Regions from separate parts of the Mus musculus genome. Here region 1 is linked to region 2. The links are chromatin loops, found by intact Hi-C in ENCODE. Cell type or tissue: left cerebral cortex. All regions are shown on one strand.

Region 1 (8,000 bases), 120 kb after region 2:
GAGCCACCATGTGGTTGCTGGGATTTGAACTGGACCTTCGGAAGAGCAGTTGGTGCTCTTAACCACTGAGCCATCTCACCAGCCCCTTGACACTGTTTCTTATTGAACCTAAAGTTCATTAAAATGGCTAGACCAGAATAAACCTAACCATGGAGGTGAAAGATCTCTACAAGGAAAACTTCAAATCTCTGAAGAAAGAGATTGAGAAAGCCGCTGACAACGGAAAGACACTTCATGTTTGTGGATGGGTAGACTTGATAGTGTAATGATGACCATGCTACCAAAAGGAGTTTAGAGAATCAATGCAATCCCAATCAAAATACCTACAGCATTCTTCACAGAAAAAGAAAAAATAAATTCCAAATTCATACAGAACCAGACAACGACGGGACAGTGAACCCTGGGCGAGTAGCCCTAGTGGATACATCTGCCCACACGGCTCCTGCACTTACTGCTCAGGGAAGGTCATGGGCTGGGAGGGTCTGGAGAGAGAAATGGAAGGAGGAAGTGATGTAAATCACATTTTATTAAAATGTATTAAAATAAAAATAAAAACAAAATAAAACACACAAAAAGATATTTAAATTTTTAAATAAGCACAAAGCTATAGATTCTTTAAGTACAGTAAAATATTCCACAAAAAGAAAATCAGAAGAGGTTAAAATGAGGACTGCTGGGCCTTGCCAGGCTAAGCAGGGCGAATCTCAGTGTGGCGGAGACTGACAGGAATGCCAGCTCTGAAGACTACTGTCTAGGGTTACTACTGCTGTGACGAAACAGCATGACCAAAGAGCAAGTTGGGGAGGAAAGGGTTAATTTGGCTTACACTTCCTCATCACTGTTCATCATTGAAGGAAGTTAGAACAAGAACTCAAACAGGCCAAGACTCTACAGGCAAGAGCACAGACCATGGAGGAGTGATGCTTACTGGCTCACTCCTCATGGCTTGGTCAGCATGCTCGCTTATAACCAGAACCACTCACCATGGGCTGGGCCCTACCCCATCAATCACTAATTAAGAAAATGCTCTATTGCTGGATTTTTTTTTAAAAAAGAAGATTTATTTATTATTATTTTATGCATATGAGTATACTATCCTGTCACTGTCCTCAGACTCACCAGAAGAGGGCATCAGATTCTATTACATGATGGTGAGCCACCATGAACTTGCTGGGAATTGAACTCAGGACCTTTGGGAGAGCAGTTGGTGCTCTTAACCACTGAGCCATCTCTCCAGCCCCTACAGCTGGATCTTATGGAGGCTTTATCTCAATTGAGGCTCCTTCTTTCAGATGACTCTAGCTTGTGTCAAGTTGACATAAAACTGATCAGAACAGATATGCTCCTGAGTTCAGGTATAAAGCAGGATGCACCAGGTTTATTTCTTTTCTCTCCAAAGACATTAATCAGGGGAGTCTGGAGTGATGTTCACCTCCACATCTGTCAGCATAGGGCTTGGCCCACATTGGACTTAAACAGAGGTGTAACGATTTCCAGAGAAAAGAACTGCCAGAATATGGAACAAACAAACAAAACTCCAGACTTGAAACATGAAAGGCCCAGGCCAGAGCGATTCCTACCTGACTCACATCTCTTGAGAATGAAGCTGTCCATGTTGGACATGCTGTCTTGCTGATGCCCATCCCCAGGAGGTGATGTTTAGAACATACTATAACTGCTCAGGCATCTTCTCTCATTTCTGGAGGACAACCACGGGATTCTGCCATCATACCCACTTTTCTTGGAGTATATGACTGGCTCTTCTGCTGCCTTTAGCTGCTAATGGGTTGTTAGGTTTAGAGCATACTCTATCTTCCTAATATTAGCTATTAGACTGCCAAGCAGCATTCCCCTCTCTTCCTGGGAGTAAACAGAACAACTAAGTTATCAGAGATAAGGACTGTACTGGCTAGTTTTGTGTCAACTTGACACAGCCTGGAGTTATCACAGAGAAAGGAGCCTCCCTTGAGGAAATGCCTCCATGAGATTCAGCTTTAAGGCATTTTCTCAATTAGTGATCACGGGGGTTGGGGTTGTGGTGGTGGGGAGGTCCCCTTGTGGGTGGGACCATCCCTGGGCTGGTAGTCTTGATTCTATAAGAGAGCAGGCTGAGCAAGCCAGGGGAAGCAAGCCAGTAAGGAACATCCCACCATGGCCTCTGCATCAGCTCCTGCTTCCTGACCTGCTTGAGTTCCAGTCCTGACTTCCTTGGTGATGAACAGCAGTATGGAAGTGTAAGCTGAATAAATCCTTTCCTCCCCAACTTGCTTCTTGGTCATAATGTTTGTGCAGGAATAGAAACCCTGACTAAGACAAGGACTAAACATCAAAGCCTTCAATACTTTGTACTTGTTTCTGACTCTCAGGTTCTGTCTCTTAATGTTAGTAGGGTGGTCTGACAGAAATAACTGTAGGAAAAACCGACTGTCTAAAATGCATGACCGTGTACCACCTCCTCACATAGTGCTACCTTCTTGCCAGGTGCTTAGAAATGACTTTTCTAGAGAGAAAACTTCAATATTTGTTCCCTAAGTTTAGCATTTGGTGCTATTTAGTCTGTAGCCCCTCACTGATTTGGACACATGGTTTGCTGGATTTCTGAAGACAGGATTTTATGCTACTATATGGCATGTAGCTCACATCACAATCCACATTATTTGCTTCTTCTGTGGTGTTAAATATTACACTGTCAAGCAAAACTCATGTCTTACTCACATGAGCATATTTTAAAAAATAATAATGAAAAGAATTTGGATCCATTTTTAGAACTGTGGTTTCGGACTGAGTCATATGCACCATGAACTCTTGGCAAAGGAAGGTCACTTACAGCCTTGGAGATGTGTCAGGCTCAACGCTTGAGAACGCTTTTCTCCACATACCCACCGGGAACCCCTCACTATCACTGCCCTTTCTGCCTGAGCCTGAACCACCCAAATCTTTATTTTTCAATCTCTTCTCACAGCACCGACTTAAAATCCAAGTTCTTCAGAAAAGCTTGCCTGAATGTCCAGAGCTGACCCCACCATCACTGGCATCTCCACAGCATGTGGTCTGTATAACTGATAAAAATCTGTTTTTTTTCCTTACTGCTAGCTCTCTACCAGGAAGGATCCTGCCGTAGGTGTTTTTGCATATCCAACACCTGCATGGGCGGTTCTCAAACGATTTGGATTTTAGGTGGGGCAGAAATAGAGAAAATGCAGCAGAATTTCTTGTATTCTGAGAGCCAAACGCAGCACCTTTATCCTTATAAACATCAGCCAGCGCCTTCTAGAGCCCAAAGTCGTACGCTTGGGTCCACTCAGATGGACTGGGCGTGAGACTTGCTCCCTGGCGTCCCGCATCGAAACAGCCTTCTTTTACTCAGGCTTTCTAACGATCAAACAGGACTAGTGTGACTTGAAACCAGGACACTGGTTCTTCTAGGTTCTAACTAGGAGTCTTGAGCTATCAATTAGTTAATCTGTATCACATAGCTAAGCAGCTTCTACAACCCGAGAGAACACAGTGACGTCCAAGACTCCTCGGCTGAATCGCTGAGTGGATAATGCATGGCCAACCACAGATCCAGACAGTCCATTTGTGTGGAAAGTTTTGAAGCAGAAATCTTGTAAAAACATTCTTTATCACTCTAACTGCATGAACTTCTGAGTTGAAAATCAACTTGCTCACTTTTTTTTTTTTTTAAAGTCAGGAGTTTCTAAGTCCCAGGAGCCACGGCCGATGGAGTGCAAGAGGGCCCCCTGGTGGAAGTGGATTGCAAGGCCCTTTGCACAGCCACCTGGGCAAACTCAAGTTCACAGGCACAGGTTTTTAATGGAAGTAAGAAGTGGCTGGGCACGCGAAGACAGTGGAGTTGGTATTCCAAGCTCACAGACTAGCATATATATGGCCTTCTTCTTTCACTGCACTTCAGAATCTTGAGCAATCCTCATACATGGACCCTGCTTCTGCTCTGTGTCTATGTTGATAACAGCTGCATACACTTTCCTGGTGTCTGGAAGTATTTTCCTTCCCTATTTCATCGGTAATTTCTAGGAATAATATAGGTGCTTGCCCTCAAGCCTGACCACCTAACTTGAAGCCCCAGAAGGAGAGAACCAACTCTACAAAGATGTCACCTCCCCACATGCACCACGGTATAGGGTGAGAGAGGGGCTGGGAATGATGGGAGTCTTTTAAAACCTCCAAGCCCATCCCTGTTGACACACCCCCTCTAACAAGGCCACACCTCCTAATCCTTCCCAAACAGTTCTACCAACTGAGGACCAAGTATTGGAGCATGTGAGCCAACAGGGGCCTTTCTATTCAAACCACCACAGGCCTTAATTGGGGATGTCTCTATCTGTAGCCTCACTCACAGCCACCTCATTTGAGGGAGAAGCCAGGCATGGACAGAGTTGAATGTTCTGCCTCATGTCCGCATACAATAAGAATGAACCATTGTCCTATCCCAGGCATATGTGGAGTACAGGAATGTGTCTCCCTCCTGGCCAGCCAGGGCCTCGCTGTACCTGGGGAAGTTCTACTTTTCTATCGGTCTCTCAGGATGCCACATTACCTGTTACCCGTTGCTCAGCCACATGGTACCCAGAGTCCTGGCTTAGGCTCTCCTCAGTAAAGACAAAGTGTTGAACATGACCAAAGCATCATCAATAAGATTTGAAACCTGTCTGTCTTGCAATGAAGGCTTGAGTCTGTCAAAACATACAACGACGGGCAGTTGATTCTCAGAGATAACTCCCGGGAGAAGCGAACTCGCTCCACCCTTGCAGTCCTGAGCTGAGGGGAGTACGGGCACAGCTGCTTGCATGACTAACTGTTCACTTCAGCTTATCCAGCGCTGACGTCAGAGCTCCCACAGGCCCCAGGCCCCTCAGGAGTGCAAAGCCGGCCACCTTCCCCCCCTCCCCCCAAATCTGTACACCATCCTGCTCCACATGCAGATGAGTTGAGTGATTAGAGCTCATCTGGAGAGGAACTCAGGTTAGGACAAACGAGAGTGAAGAGGGCCACGGACAAGAGGTAGCAAATAACTCGCCATGAAGATGTTTTCTAAGCATGCTGAAGAAACAAAAAGCTAATCCAAGAGAAGGTACTGGATTAAAACAAGTAAATTTATTTTTTAGAAGAAAGAATTGACCTATTTTCAGTGGGTCAGATGTTTCATATGAAGAACCTGAAGATGAGGCACGGCGCGGAGGACGGCTTAGGCGTTTACTACGAGAACACCGTTCTTTCAGGAACATCTGGTCCATCAGTGCCATTCTCCCGGCCAGCGCACCTTTTCTCCCTGGAGTGTAAACCATGCCATACACAGACCCTTCTGGCTTTATTTCCTCTTCAGGTTATTGTTCATAGTGTCTTCTGCCATGAAGACACTTTAAATATCTTTATACTCAAATCTGTATGTTATAGTTTTAGGTTTAGGAAAAATTTCCCTAATGGATACTTTTCTGACATGAAAATGTAAAAGATGTTATCCAAACAATTGGCTAAAGCCTATAAGGTTAAAAATGCTTAGGCCAATGTTAAGAATGTGAACCGGGGCAGCTGTCTAAAAGATTCTGCTGACTATCTTAAGATAGCTCGGCTGGTAGGCTCCCTGGCCACTTGGCCTAATGACTTCGGTTTGATCCCTGAAACCCATATGGTGGAAGGAGAGAACCAACTCCTGCAAGCCGTCTTCTGACTTCGACACATGTGCCATGGCAAATATGCCCCTACACAGATGTATATGAGTGTTCACGTGCACTAGTGCATGCATGCTTACACACACACACACACACACACACACACACACACACACCACACACACCCACACACACCCCTAGTGTGAAAATAAGACTCTGTTGATTTGCTTTAAAACCTATGCCCTGGCTGATTTTGTGTCAACTCGACATAAGTGAGAATCATCTGAAGGAGACACCGCCTCCGTAAGACCCAGCGGTAAGGCATTTTCTTAATTATTGACTGATGTGGGAGGGCTCTACCCATGGTGGGCTGGTGTTGCTTGGTTTTATAATATATTAGGCTGAGCAAGTCATGATGAGTAAGCCAGTAAGCAGCACCCCTCCGTGGCCTCTGCATCAGCTCCTGCCCCCAGGTTCCTGTCCTGTTTGAGTTCCTGTCCTGACCTCCTTTGGTGATGAATAGCAGTGCTGAGTGTAAGCTGAATAAACCCTTTCCTCCTTGAGTTGCTTTGGTGATGGTGTTTCATCACAGCAATAGCAATCCTAAGACAACCTGGGACCTCTAATTCCCAAGAGTCTTTATCTTTAGGAGCTGTCCTGACGCACACAATGCAATGTGATGTACATGCATACGTGATAGTGTTCATGCACAAAGACTCTAGCACAGCGCTACATAAACATCTGGAAGTTCAAAGGGAAAGGGAAGCCAGTTATAAAAGAAGTGTCTCTTGAAATAGATTTTATTATTCTCGAAAAATGATACATAGAAAAGTTTAAAAAAAAAACCTCCATAATATAATAAAAGCAGAATTTATGTGAGAACTATGTGTATGTATACACATTAATATGTACACAGAGAGATTTAATACTTATCATGACATCTGCTTACTGCCCCACGATGACAGTTTACTTCCTGGACATCTTCTATGTTTGACTTTCCTTTGATTAGCATTGTTAATAGCTATGGTTTTTTTTTTTTAATTTAGGAAAAAAAATACTAACTATTAGAGCATATAGAAGAGGCACTTCTTCCAAGGACTTGCCTGTTTGTTACAACCGAGCTTTCTGCTTCAGTATTTTCTAATGACGGCTTTCTGCATAGATGCTGATGATGGTCTAGGACCTGGGCTGGTTCCACCATCAGGCAGGGCTTGTGCCACAGCCATGATGGTCTGCTCTAGAACCAAGTGAGCTTGCCATCCTCACAAATGACTGTCAGCGTACTTTGTTCCAAGTGACACATCCTTGGTAACAAGATGAAAGCAGAAAAGGGAAATAGCTAATCAGAGTCTTCACTTAACTGGGGAAATGGAGATTAAAGCAAAGAAAACACTAATGACAGGTGTATCAGCAACCAGCTGAATACCCTCCTGACATCACCCAGTGGTATTTTCAATAATGTACGACGCCTAAGACATCAGGCTCCTTGGACACCTGGGGGGGTTCACCGTGGAGCTGGAGCTGAAATTAGGGAGCATAGTTACAATGCTGTTTCTAAGGAGACAAGGCAAGGCGTCAAGGCTTGTTGCTATCTGTTGCAGAGCTGCATCTGTGGTTCAGCTACTTAAGCGATTAGCAGATATAGGGCATGAGAAACAAACTGAGCCATCACTATTCAATAGTGAAAGGTGGGTTTCTCAAAATGCTGTGACCCAAGGTTAACATTGTCTTATTGGGAGGAGCAGTAACAGGGTTCTACAAGGCTTTAAATCACTGCCAGAGAACACAAGAAATCTACAAAAGAGACACAAAAAGGAATTTCAATTTTAAAACAAAATACATTTTACCAGACTGGCCTGTAATGCTTGCATTGTTTCTGTCTTCAAGAAAACTGTGAGTTGGCTCCCAGTGACAGTTTAAACATAAAACAGCATTCGCTTGTCAGTCACCTCAGCATTCGCTTTGGACTCGAACATGCTCAATGGGATTCACCAATATCCCAGTGTGTTTCCATACTCTAGTACATGCTAATACTGGGTGATGAGCTGATACTGAGATAGAAGTCACTGTGTTAGGATGATTGCTACACTGAGCGTCAATAGCTCAAGGCTGACACGGGGTGTGTGTGTGTGTGTGTGTGTGTGTGTGTGTGTGTGTTGGGGGATGGGGGGGACAGAAACATGTGATTAACACTCCCAAACAGGAGAGAAAGAAATGGGTTTCCAAACAAACACTGTTATGATCTTGGAGGAAAAAGTCCAAGCACAATACCAGGTCAGAAGACCAAGGCTCCACAATTAGATACAATGTCTCCAGGTCAGGAGACCAAGTCTCTACAATTATATACAATGTAAATGTCCCCAGAAC
Region 2 (8,000 bases):
TCCGTCCAGCAAAGCTGTAGTCATAAGTCCGTCCTGCCAGCCCACCCCAAGGCCTGTCGTCTCTCCAGCCACAGGCTTGTGAGCAGGTCTACAGTACCAGACTGACATCTCCTGCCATGGAGCAAACTCTGAAATCCAGTTAGTCAGAAAGGAGTTAGTTGTCCCCACACAGAGCAAACACTGAAATCCAGTCAATCAGGAAGGAGTTGGTTGCCCCTCCCTCCCCCCATGCCATTATTGCACCTGCAGCACCAGAACTTTGAAGTCTAAATCTTAACTGGAAACTTGGTGCAGGGCGAGGGGCTTTTTCTGACACCAGTCTAGAAGATAGGTCTCTCCAGCAGCTAAGCCTTGTGCTCCCTCCAAGGAAAGAGGTAATCCCAGAGAGGCCCAGTCCTACAAAGGTCCTTGTCCTTTCATGGTTAACCAGTCACAGTTCATTCAACCCTTGGGTTCCGTAATCCCTAAGATTGCAGCTTTGTGACTTAGGCACCGTGTGAGTCATACTTTCCTTTTCATTTAATACACCTTTACCTGTTAGTGACGATAAGTAAAAGGGACTTTACTCTCTGTGTATACGCTAGTGTATATGAGCTGTTTTAAATATTCTCCTTATCATAAGTATAAAAGAAAACGTACACTGACTACTTTACAGGCAAAATTGTAGACCCAACCAAAAATTTAGTCAGGTAGCATTTTAAAGCTTTTAAAATTCTTATTATTAACAGTTGTTATATCTGAAAAATGATGCCACTTTTAAACTGCCATGAAGTGAGCTCCTTGTTTTTTAATATGATAAAATACATATGGCATAAAATTTATCACTTTCAACAATTTTCAGCATACTGTTCAATAGCACTGCATGCATGTACATCGCAGCCACTGCTATGTCCAGAATGGCTTCTCTGTACCTGATACCCTGCCCCCACCACTTTCCCCTGGCCAGTCCCTCCTCCTACCCCATCATTGCATCTGTGCCTGCTGGCTGCGGAAATGGTGTGCACGGAGTCATACAGTGTCCTTCCCACGTCAAACTTCTTGTTTGAGCTCATGACACACACCGGTCAGGATTTCCTTCACCTCTTAGCTTGAGTAATATCCCAGTGCGTGAAGGGGTCACGTTTTGCTATTTCTTCTTCTGTCGACAGACGTTTGGGCTATAAACTTAGACAGCGTTAACAGTAGTCCTTGCTTGGTTTTGGTTTTTCAGTTCTTGATGACCATCAGAACCCTCGCCTGATCAAAGGCCTCCTCCAGGACCTGAGCTCCACCCTTGGCATCCTGGTGAGAGGGGTGGGGAAGTCAGTGCTAGTCGGGAACATCAACATCTGGATCTGCCGCCTGGAGACCGTCCTCAGCTGGCAGCAGCAGCTGCAGAACCTCCAGGTGACAAAGGTAGGTTTCTTTTCTTTGTTTGGTTTTGGGGGTTTTCTTTTCTTTTCCTTGTCTCTCTCTTCTTTTCCTTTCCTTTCCTTTCCTTTCCTTTCCTTTCCTTTCCTTTCCTTTCCTTTCCTTTCCTCTCTCTCTCTCTCTCTCTCTCTCTCTCTCTCTCTCTCTCTCTTTCTTTCTTTCTTTCTTTCTTTTTTTTTCCCCAGAGACAGGATTTTGCTATGTATCTCTGACTGGCTTTGTAGACCAGGCTGGCCTTGAACTCAGAGATCCACCTGCCTCTGCCTTTGGAGTGCTGGGATTAAAGGTGAGCCCCGTCACACCTGACCTAAATTTATTTTTATTTGACACAAAAATTGTATGTACATAGGAGATGCAATGTGGTGCTTTATAGATCTGTGATGTGTAAAGACTACATCAGGGCAGTTGGCAGCCATCACCTCGTGTATTCATCAGCTCTCTGAGGTTTTCAGAGCGTTGTTGTTAGCGGTGATATGCCACTGTGCTAATGAGCAGTAGACGTCATCTCTCCTATCCTGGGCCCATTAGCCATGTATTCCCTACCCTTTTCTGTCCGTCTTTCCCCAGATTCTGGCTACCACTGTTTCACACTCTACTTCTTTGAGACCAGTTTTTTCCTTCCAGCATGTAACTTAGAACATGCGGTATTTTGTTTTACTATTCTTGACTTCTTTCATAGAACAGGATAACCCATGGTTCCGTTCATACTGCAGAAGATGACAGTATTTCATTTCTTCTGTGGCTGAGTAATATATAACATATTTTCTCTATTAAGTCACGTCCAAAAAAAAAAAAAAAAAAGTCACGTCCATGGGCACTAGGCTGACCCCAGGTCTTGGCTACCATGAATCCTGCTACTCTAAGCACGTGACTTCAGTTCCCTTGGATGGATGCATACAGCATTGCGGGTCACATGGCCGTTCTGTTTCTGTTGTCTCAGGAGCCTCCCCACAGCTCTTCTCTTTGCTTATTCACACCCATCTGCCAACAGTCCTGAGACTTCCCCTGCACCAGCTCAGCACTGCATTTGTCATTTGCATCTCTCATGATTAGATTAGTGATGCTGGCTGTCTGCATATCCTCTGGAGGTGTGTCATCCAGCTAATCCACCCTTCCCTGAGTCCTGCACTTCCCTAGCATCTGTACATTAACCTATCAGACCAACAGCTGGCAGCTGTCCTCACCCTCCGTGTTGGGCGTCTTTCTCCCTCTCTGTGCTACAGAAGCTTGTTTGCTTTGTGTTAACCATATTGTACGTCATAAACACGCTCAGTGTCAGTGAGGAGGAAGCTGAGATTTAACAGTAGATACAGATAGAGCTGGGAGGCCGCACAGACACCAGGCCTGTCCCTGGGTGAACCGCAGCGCAGCCCATGTTCACTTCACTTGCTGCCATGAAGCAGGGTCGATGTCATCAGCAGTTCCACATTTCAGATCCACCGTTTTCTAGGTATTTTTCTAGTTAAAATAGAGCAGGGGCAGGCATGTCCAAGGATAACTTCCTGAGCACAGGGAAATCGCTATGTGCCAGCCCCATGAGACGATGCTATGTGGTAGCCCCCATGAGACCACCCTGCAGAGCAGTGAAGAAGACTGAAGTGACCGTCAGAGCACATGGCCTCTTCGCTGTAGTCTTGCTGAAGCTGTCTCTACAGCATGGCCATTGTGTTTTGTTGCAGGAAGCCCCTGTGTTTTCTCCACGTGACACCGCTGTGCTTCCTTTCAGCAGGTAAACACTGGCCTCACACTCAGTGACCTGCCCCTGCACATGCTGAACAACATCCTGTACCGTTTCTCAGATGGCTGGGACATTGTCACCCTGGGCCAGGTAACACCAACCCTGTACATGCTCAGTGAAGACAGGCGGCTGTGGAAGCGACTGTGTCAGTACCACTTTGCTGAGCAGCAGGTGAGTGCGGGCAGCTGGCCTTGCTGCTTGTGGGTTCTTCTTTCTTCCTTCCTTCTCCACCTTCCAGCCCTCTAACACTAGATAAGGAGGAAGGAAGGATAGAGCGAAATGGAGAGAGACTGTGAATGCCATCGGTCTGGTTGGAAAGGGAGTGACATTATTGTTAGACGACTTCCTGATGAATAGGAGTGTCGGTTCTGTGGGGCAGTGTGATCTTCACCATCAGGATGATATCTGATTTCTCCTTGTTTCTTTTTTGCTCACAACTGTTTAACAAATGGTAACCCAATAACAACCACCCACCCACCATTGTTCAACCAACAACCCAACCCAATCCCTCCACCCCCAAGGCTTCTTGGGGCCCTAGCATTTATACCCTCTGAAAAACCCCTAGAATTCCAGACCTTACACGGTTGCAGAAACTATCTACAGCTGGTAAAGTCATAGCCCGGCTAGAGTACGAGGCAAGTCACAGTCAGCTGCTGTGGATAGTCTGAAGCAGCCCCGTATCCCACACCTGGGTTAAAACAAAACCATAGTCCCACGATATTCCTGTGGTTTTTAAAGAAACCAAGATCTAACTAAAGTGTGCAGGTCAGTCCCTGAGTCAGGCCAGCTGGCCACCATCCTTTGCCCTCGAATGAAGGTGGGGAGCACTTGATAGCAGCTAGAGGATACCAAAGTTGCTTCTGAATTGTATCAATTACAAGGCTCATGTTTCATATTGAAAAGGAATCATGATTCTAAAAATGTCCTAGTACCAAATTACTTAACTAGCTGAGTTGTGTCCTGTCTCCTGGGAAAGGTCACAGTGGTCTCTTTCCCTGATGAGTCCCACTCTGGCTCTGCCCCCTCCTGTCAGCCTGTCGTCCTTGCAGTTCCCGTGCTTCCCACTTGGTGGCACCATCTTGAGGTCCTGTGTCTTGCTAGTTGATGCTCCTGCTCCAGAGTGAAATCCCCACCTTTGCGTTTCTGCAGCATGTGGGCATCCTGGCTCACTGCATCAAGCAGTGCCTGTTTCATTCAAGGATAGGAAGCAGCGAGTGATGCATTGTCTGTCTTACGGATGTGGACATACCTGGGATGCTGGAGCATTGTGACGTGGGGGCCAGAGTGTGCCTGGTTCACGGCAGATGTGGGCAGAGCAGAAAGCAGGTCCCATCAGAAGAAGGAATCAGGGGTCTTAGCCACAGCTGAGATTCCACCCAGCTTAAAAAGTCCAGCAAAGCACCTGGAACACAGGGCACCTTTTATATGGCTCTCAGGATCTTGCTTGAGAGAAACACTGGTGTGGACATCAAAGGCGGTAGTCAGGGGTGATGTACGTGCCCAGCCAGGACCCTAGGAAAGTCCTAAGCAGAGCCCCAAGGAGATGCCCAGACCCAGAGTGAGCCTGTGAGAGCGCAGGAAGCTCTGGGTTCTCAGGCATGGAGCAGTGCAGCCAGGATGCTGCAGATGGGTGAGCATGGAACTGGGTCCATGGGACTGGGCTGTGCAGAGGCTGGGCCTGAGAATGGCTCGGTAGGCAGGCTAGCCCACCTAGCAAGAGGCATAGCTACTCCATCTGAGTGGGAGTGGACGTCCATTGCTCCCTGCATCCTTAGCCATCCTGACTCTTCCTACTCTCTTCTTATCTCTTTCTCAGCGGCAACTGTGTTTCCGCCCCCTCCTTTTTGAGATTAGATTTGAGCTGGCATCAGAAATGCAGGAGAGAGTGGTTGATCTTTTGGAGGAAATATTTAGAGCCATGGATAGAGTGATGAATAAATGTCTGTCTAGGATGGGCCCTGTGCATCACACATTGCTCTGGGACCTACCTCCAAGGATACCATAGGGCAAGGCCAGGGCTCGGCCTGGGCCACCAGAACCCCTGGCAGGCGTTATATATCCAGACGTCACACGTCCTTCAGGAAATCGGCTGACTGTTGGTTTGTGAGTCCTGGAAGTTCCTTGATGAAAGACTGTAAAGGTTAAAGGTCTGTTTACAACAGTGTTCACCTTCTATAAGAACTTAGAGTAGAATCATCCGTTAGCACCTGTGAGAGCGTCTTTTGATGCATATTTTCTTGATTGAATCACAAAACTGAACTGTGAGATGTTACCAGTTCTTCAAGAGTGACTAACAGCAGCAGGCTCCTGGTTTCTCAGGATCAGCAGTAGCTTACAGCCAGGGCAGGGTCCGGCCAGCACTGCAGGCTAGGAAACACCTCAATGAAGCTGAAGGCTGTGTAGGTCCTGGGTCAGCTGTTTGTAGTGACAGCAGCAGGAGCCACTGGCAAGATGTGTGTGATGTGAGCAGCTGACGTAGATGTGAGACGTGAGTAACAAAAAGACCCCAGGTTCTTATGCAGAGGAGAAACACCCGGGCATGTGGGCGTTCCTCCTGGGAACACTGGGCATGGAGCCGTGAGGAGGGAAGGCAGAGGTATTTTTGTCTCTAGCTCATGTTTCCATGGTGCTTAAAGGACACGGAGAGCGCTCCAGCCAGGCCTGTGACGGCCCCTCTGCTCTTCAGGCTGTCTTAGAAATCAGAGTCCCTCATTGGCTCCATTATTATTTCCAAACGAAGTCCTTAAAAGGTGTGGCTGGTTACATGTTGTACAAGAGATTGTTTTCAGTAATAAGAAGCGAAACACTCCTAAAAGGCCATAGCACACTTAGACAAGGGCATCTTTTCCTAAATGATCGAGGACGTGCCTATTGGCTCCGCAGTTCCGATGCACGCAGACCTGATCTAGCATGGGTCTTGTTTTCTCATGGCCCAAGTTACATTGCCCACACCCTTTGGTAACACCTCACTCAGATGCTACCCGGTTTGTGTCTCTGTCACTGTGCTTGGTGTTGGGACACCATTGTTGCCTCAGGAACCTTGTGCCATTGGCTGTCGTCTCAGCCTCCCTCCAGCCCGAAGCAACCCCTCATCTGCTTTCTGACTGAATTTCCCGGTCTGGATTGTGGTGTAAGCAGAATATTCACCAGTAAGGCTTTTGTGACTGCGCTCCACTCCCATAGTGCCCTTCATGATGTATCTGTAGCAGGAAGTAAAGCTTCATTCCTTTGGGGACTACAGAGTCCATTGTGTGCGTGTGCGCCATGTTTTGCTACCCATTCATCTGGTCGGGACACTGGATTTCCTCACACCTTGTAGCTAGTAGGATTGTTGCTGTGACATCCATTGATGGGTTTCAGTGCAGACATGTTTTTCATTTTTCTGAAATAACTTATCAGTGGTGGAATTACAATTCACTTGCTGTGTTTAACCCCTGGAGAAACTGCGCTGTTCTCCATCGTGTCCACACCATTTGCATCCCTACCAGAAGTATACTAGGCATTTGACTCCCTACAGCATCTCCAGCACTTGCTGTTGCCTGATTTTCTAGTTAGTGCCACCCCCATCGGTCCAAGGTGGCATATCCTCTGCCTCGGGTGGATGCCATGTCTTCATGAGGACATTGACCATGTGTGGGTCTTGGCCGTAGAAATGCTTCTCCGAGTCCATTCTCCATTCTTAAGAAGTGAGTGTGCTTTATTCATCCTGCATCCAAGTCTCTTACTAAATACTCAGCTGTCACAGACCTCCTCCCGAGCTGTCTTCTGTCTGTCTCACAGCTACTTGCGGGCACTGTGTAGGAACACCGCGATTTGCCTGACTTGTTCCTCATTGATTTAATCCAAGTTTAATTTCAATCTTAAAGTGTTTCGTGCACTGCTCTGCCTTAAAGAAAAAAAGGACCCATTAAAAACCATCAGATAATTCTGAACAGAACTGTCTCTTTTTCAGTTTTGTAGACATTTGATCCTTTCAGAAAAAGGTCATATCGAGTGGAAGCTGATGTATTTCACGCTTCAGAAGTATTACCCGACCAAAGAGCAGTACGGGGACACGCTACACTTCTGCCGCCACTGCAGCATCCTCTTCTGGAAGGTAAGGACTTCAGGCCGACTGGGAATGTGAGGACAAACTGTTCGTCCGCATCTTAAACAGAGAGGGGAGAAAACGGGAAAGAGTACCCGCCACGGGAACCTTACTGAAAGCGTTCTGCTAGACACTGGGAGCGGAGGTGGGGGCACACAGGTATACTCGTGCTGGAAGGCCATCAGGGCTGAAAGCTGAGTGCTGCACTCTTCTAAGTGGAGGCACTGACCTTGCCGCAGCTGTAGCCTGCTCTGAGCACCCACCCTGGAGCACCTACCCTGGCAGCGCCTCACACCTGGCCTAAATAAAGAACTTGCACATGTGTGCCCACGCCCTCTCGGCAGACCTGGAAGTCAGGCCCACTGCTCGCAGGGGATCAGGGCAGCCTTTAGCCTCTTCTCTCAGAGCCCAGTTCGTCGGTAGGCAGAAGGGCCGTGGGAAGCACAGGCTTCAGAGGAAATGTGCACGCTTAACAAGACTGAAACTTTTTATCCGCAAAGACTGATCCTTTACGGAAACCCTTAAATGTCCCTAGCAGTAACCTTCATACCTGAACAGTAAACCAGGAGTCCTTCATCCCATTGTGCTGTCTTGAAATCTCACCACCCGTTTTGTCTCTAGTTACAATAGTGTGTTTCCCGCAACCAGAGGAGAGTCCCCGTGTCCCTTCCTCCCCTGGTGGCCGCTATATCGTGCTCACATGGTTCTGCTTAACATTTATCTAAATTGGGGACACAAGACAAGCTCTTTCTTTTTTTTTTTTAA

What was found. A loop is a pair of places that touch in the nucleus more often than their neighbours do. Peaks named below come from ENCODE experiments on the same cell type or tissue, not always from the same donor. Only the 100,000 strongest peaks of a DNase experiment are listed, where the experiment ranks them.
Region 1: it touches region 2 in a loop (2.8-fold over the local background); 15 of 42 quality-filtered maps call a loop at or near these places.

Annotation. Positions count from the first base shown.
Region 1 is chr8:14,049,451-14,057,450 of GRCm38, forward strand. All of the region lies in intron 3 of Erich1 (glutamate rich 1), which reads right to left. Among named protein-coding and RNA genes, the nearest start is that of Gm39134, 28 kb to the left of the region's middle. In left cerebral cortex, CTCF peaks have their summits at 1,125 (motif pointing right) and 3,756 (motif pointing left); a DNase peak (open chromatin) is centred at 3,746.
Region 2 is chr8:13,928,046-13,936,045 of GRCm38, forward strand. Fbxo25 (F-box protein 25) reads left to right here. Exons shown (of 10, transcript NM_025785.3): 7 at 1,211-1,395; 8 at 3,137-3,319; 9 at 7,101-7,244. Among named protein-coding and RNA genes, the nearest start is that of Fbxo25, 24 kb to the left of the region's middle. In left cerebral cortex, a CTCF peak has its summit at 4,206; DNase peaks (open chromatin) are centred at 2,484, 4,225, 4,951 and 5,683; H3K27ac peaks cover 1,146 bases.